2 separate regions of the Homo sapiens genome follow, and region 2 is linked to region 1. The links are chromatin loops, found by intact Hi-C in ENCODE. Cell type or tissue: IMR-90. All regions are shown on one strand.

Region 1 (2,500 bases):
TTGGGACATTTATTCTTTGTTTTCTACTGGCTTATTATCGCCTTCTTGTGATTGGTTATATTTCTATGGCTTGTTTATCTCCTCTTCATCTATTTTTCTCATTCAGAGGGAACAAAACACAAACATAGACAATAACTTTGCCTGTTTCATCAGGTTGCGGCATGCAGTCAGGAGCATGGCTGAGTTATTACTTCCCTGGAGTCTTGAGCTGTTAATAGCAGCTGTTAATAGTGACTCTAAGTTGTGTAGAGTAGCAGAATAGCCATAGCATGACTGTGTTACCTGAAAGACTTGATAGCACATTGTTACTTTTTCCCCTCTAGAAGAAATAGTAGGCCAGGCACGGTGGCTCACCCTGTAATCCCAGCACTTTGGGAGGCCGAGGCAGGCGGATCACGAGGTCAGGAGATCACAGCCATCCTGGCTAACATGGTGAAACCCCGTCTCTACTAAAAATATAAAAAATTAGCCGGGCGTCGTGGTGGGTGCCTGTAGTCCCAGCTACTCGGGAGGCGGAGGCAGGAGAATGGCATGAACCTGGGAGGTGGAGGTTGCAGTGAGCCGAGATCGCATCACTGCACTCCAGCCTGAGAGTCAGAGTGAGACTCCGTCTCAAAAAAAAAAAAAAAAAAAAAGAAATAGTAGTGTAGGGAAACTACATTTAACAGGCCTAGTTCATAAAATCACAGTTGTAGGAGGTCCCTAACTATCTTGCCCAAGGTTACACAGTTAACAATATCAGAGCCAATGCTGGAAAGATCATGGGCTTCTCCATTTTCAAAGCCTCTTAATCAGGACTTTTGACTTGAATTCAGAGAACATCCTTGGGATAAGGAAAATTTTCGTTTTCTTACCTGTTTATCTGTCATAAACTCTGTCATTTACTTTCTAGGCAAGAATTGTCAGACAGTATTGGCTCCCTGTTCCCCAAACCCTTGTGAGAATGCTGCTGTTTGCAAAGAGTCACCAAATTTTGAGAGTTATACTTGCTTGTGTGCTCCTGGCTGGCAAGGTAAGAACATGGGTGTGGAGAAGCCAAGAACATGCATTCTGACTTTAAACAAAGTGGTCAGGTTATCAGATCATATGGAAGGCCCTGCTGGTCTTATGAGGCCTGTCCATCTTGTCAAGAGCACACAGGTTTTGCAAAGGAGCTGCTACTTGAAATGGCTTAGAAAGCCTTTCCATTGTCCTTGTCTTCGGGGCCCCCTAGCGGCTGGAAGGCTGCAACCTAAGCCTCACAAGCCATGATGTTCATTCTTCAGGGAGTTTAAGCACCTTGGCAGCAACTTCCTAGGCCACAGAAGTCTTCCTGGAACTTCCTAAAGCAGGGGGCCAACCAGTTTGTCTGTGGAATAGCTCCATGCACCCCAACTAAGCTCAGGTCCTGCGTAGATTTTTGTGGGAATCAGCTTCCAAGGACTAGGTCATTTATTGGCCCTGTGTTCCTAGGTCAGCGGTGTACCATTGACATTGACGAGTGTATCTCCAAGCCCTGCATGAACCATGGTCTCTGCCATAACACCCAGGGCAGCTACATGTGTGAATGTCCACCAGGCTTCAGTGGTATGGACTGTGAGGAGGACATTGATGACTGCCTTGCCAGTGAGTATGCCAGTCAGCTCTTAAGCCCCCAGAGGAGAGGAAAACACACAGGGAGCAGAGGAGAGCCCAGTGGAGGCTGCCGCCTTTCACGCCTGACATTGGGCATACCGGTCATTTATCCAGCATATTTAACAGTAGTGTTTTAACTCTTTCTTTTGAAGCTAGTGTCCTTGGGAATTGAGGCAGTGGAATATATTTTAAGCATTCCCTTTAATTTGTGAACATTGAAAATGTGAGGACAATGCTATGATAGTGTTTTTTAAAAAACAGATTTATTGAGGTATAATTAAGGTACATTAAACTGCAAATATTTTCAGTGTACAATTTGGCACATTTTGACATATAGTAAGTGAAACTATCACCCAAAATAATAAACATATTTGTCACCCTAAAACTATCTTCATCCCATTGCAATTTAACCTTCTCTCTTTCTTGCCTGTGGAGTCACAGTTTTACCTTCTGTCACTATAGATTATTAGTTGGCAGATTTTATCATTTTATATAAATGCAGTTAGATAAGCATAAGTCAGGAGAGGTTCTGACTTGTTTTAATGAACATAGTATTTGAGATCCGTCCATGTTGTTTATATCAATAGTACATTCTAGTTTATTGTTCTGCAGTATTCCATTGTATGGACATATTACAGTTCATTGGTTGATGGCCATTTGGGTGTTTTCCAATTTGGGGATATTACAAATGAAGTTGCTATGAATGAGTCTTTGTGTGGACATATGGTTTTAGTTCTCTTGAGTAAATACCTAGGAGTAGAATCGGTGAATCATGTCGTAAGTGTATGTTTCACTTTTTAAGAAATTGCCAGAATGTTTTCCAAGGTGGTTGTACTATTTTCATTCTCACCAGAATTGTATGAAAGTTCTGTTTGAACCATATGCT
Region 2 (2,500 bases), 200 kb before region 1:
ATATCAACATATAGTAAACACATTGGAGAAGGGAAAAAAATACAGCAAGTGAAATTGATTCTTTGGTGGCAGAAACAATTGAAAGGTATGGAGGCAAAGAAGGAGGAGAAATTAAGGCATAGAGATAAATTAGACTTGGGGAGAAAGCACAGAAGTCAAATATAGCAACAAATCTTGGACTGGGAATGTTTCCAATTGACCATTATGCTTACGATTACTTTTATGTTGTGGAGACAATATTTAATGAGCATTTCAGATCTGTTAACTAATTTTTTGAAAAAGTGACTCCAGTTCAGTGATAAATACCTTGACCAATATGCCATATAAAGTAAGAAATATTTTACCATACCCAAGAAACTGGTTTTACCGGCTTAGTTTTGACCAACTGATGGCAATTTGTACCTGCTAAACTCCCAATTTTTTACTTGCTGGTTGTGTAGGTAGGCAGTGAGGTTTGTTGGACTGGGCATGCAGGGACAAGCAGTTAGGCCAATACATGGACTGAAGATTATATCTATTTATCTGCCTTTTGTTTAGCTATTTGCATAAATATACAGAGTGGGTTTATTTGCACACTTAGAGCTTTAGAATAAAAGAACTTTGACTTTCAAATTGGTTTTTCTTGATTTTTAAAAATTTTTATACTCCACTTTTTCTTCCGTCTTTCTCAAACTCATTTTTCCCTAGTAGCAGAGTTGAGACTTAATATTACAAAACTCTGCTTGCTTTAAAGAATCTAAGAAGAAGAAGAAGAAAAAAAGACACTAAAGAACTTCCAAGCAGAAGTTTAAGAAGTTCTGCTATAGCCCATCCACTCGTTTGTGGAATTTAAATATATCCGTTTTTGCCACAATAACAGCGTAGCCTTGCTAGAATCATATACAAAGCAGCAGATTTCTTTCTATAAATTACTGGACACTGTGGTGTAATGTGGACATTGCTGAGGAGGGATGTAACTGCAACAGAAACAAATTACTTACATTGCATGCAGTAGGGAAGTGGGTGAAAAGAGCATTGAACTCTGAGTCGGGAGACGACTTCAAGGCCCAGCTCAGCACTCTAGCAGAACTTTAGGTAAGTTTTTTAGACACTGTGTACTTCAGTTTCCCCATGTGAAAATGAGAATAACGTCTGTTCTGCCTACTTCACTTGAACTATTTGAGGATAAAAGAAGGTAAAATGCAATAATGGTCATGAAGATTTTATAAACCTTGAAGTGATGTACAAGTATACCATACTGTTTCACTTCTATTACTATTATAACTGTTTAAAAAAGCATTTGTGACCAGTACAATCCTGGCTTTTCTCTGGAGACTAACATCCAGTTTCACAGTTATTTTACTTTTGATAGGGAAAAGGGAATTATTCCTGTTATATATTGCAATATTTAGGATCCTCTAGCAATTTCTCAGGCTATGACTTCATGTTCCCAGAAGCGGGCAGCAAAACTCCAAAGGCTCTGCCTTTTCCTCAATTAAAATGTCTAAAGCAGTTTTTCCTTGAGAGGAAAAGAACTATACTGTAAAGAATAGCCCTTTAAAAATGATGGTATTTAGGTGACAAAGCTAATCCTATTACAATAAATATAACATTCATTCCAAATAAGATTTTTCCTTTTCTCTGTCCTGTGAAGAAAATAATTGACTGTTTCTTCAATCTTATGTTAATTATTTGACTTATATTTCCAGAAACTCCTACCCATGTTTTTCCATTTAACTCTAGATTTGTAGATCCTACTTAGCACCAGTTTTTAAATAAATTGTTTTGTATGTGTAAGAGAAAAGGTGTTCAGGCCTGATTTATAGTTTAGGATGCCTACCTAAGTCCAAAGAGTGATCCTCAGCAGTGTCTAAATGTGTTCCTATCATAGAGTATATGTTTGTCATTCAGATAAAATGTTGTCTACATCTAATCTTTCTCATTCTTTCATTATTCAAATATCCCCGTGCCTTTCTATCTTTAGTCAGTGAATTATCTTGTAATGACAAGAGCAACTATCATTTGAACTGTTCTTAACTCACTTAGGCCGGAGGTTGCAATTTTTTTTTTGTCAAAAAATCAGACCTTGGTGATAACTTGAGCAGTAGGCTATAAGTAACTAGTAGGCTAGCCTACTATAAGTAGGCTAGGCATATTAATAGCGTATAAGGTGCTCTCACAGACATGTTTTCCCTTTGATACTCACCATAGCCCTGTGAAGTTGATAGCTACTATCCCCCATTTTACAGATAAATTTTCTAATCTGTAATCAAAATAGCTGCTCTTTGCTTGAAGAAAAAGTCCAGAGGGACACCCTATATGTCAAGAGAGCTCCAGGGGGTGGGTAATTTCTTTCATAATTGCTAGAAGAGCCAATTCTGAATGTGAGGCTTTTTCTGTCTGCTTTATTACAACCAGAGATGGAATAGGAAGGCTTTCAGTTACAGTTTATCAATTCCTTCTGCTTTTGCCAGTTAATCTCTAGCTTTACTCTTTTGAAAAAACTACCTGTTTCCCACTC

What was found. A loop is a pair of places that touch in the nucleus more often than their neighbours do. Peaks named below come from ENCODE experiments on the same cell type or tissue, not always from the same donor. Only the 100,000 strongest peaks of a DNase experiment are listed, where the experiment ranks them.
Region 2: it touches region 1 in a loop (4-fold over the local background); 35 of 110 quality-filtered maps call a loop at or near these places.

Annotation. Positions count from the first base shown.
Region 1 is chr1:119,947,519-119,950,018 of GRCh38, reverse strand. NOTCH2 (notch receptor 2) reads left to right here. Exons shown (of 34, transcript NM_024408.4): 16 at 893-1,012; 17 at 1,453-1,605. Among named protein-coding and RNA genes, the nearest start is that of ADAM30, 52 kb to the right of the region's middle. RefSeq lists an enhancer at 1,059-1,353. In IMR-90, a CTCF peak has its summit at 1,209 (motif pointing left); DNase peaks (open chromatin) are centred at 1,188 and 2,338; H3K27ac peaks cover 269 bases.
Region 2 is chr1:120,144,927-120,147,426 of GRCh38, reverse strand. No RefSeq gene overlaps it. Among named protein-coding and RNA genes, the nearest start is that of SEC22B, 30 kb to the left of the region's middle. In IMR-90, a CTCF peak has its summit at 1,448; no DNase peak of the experiment used is centred here.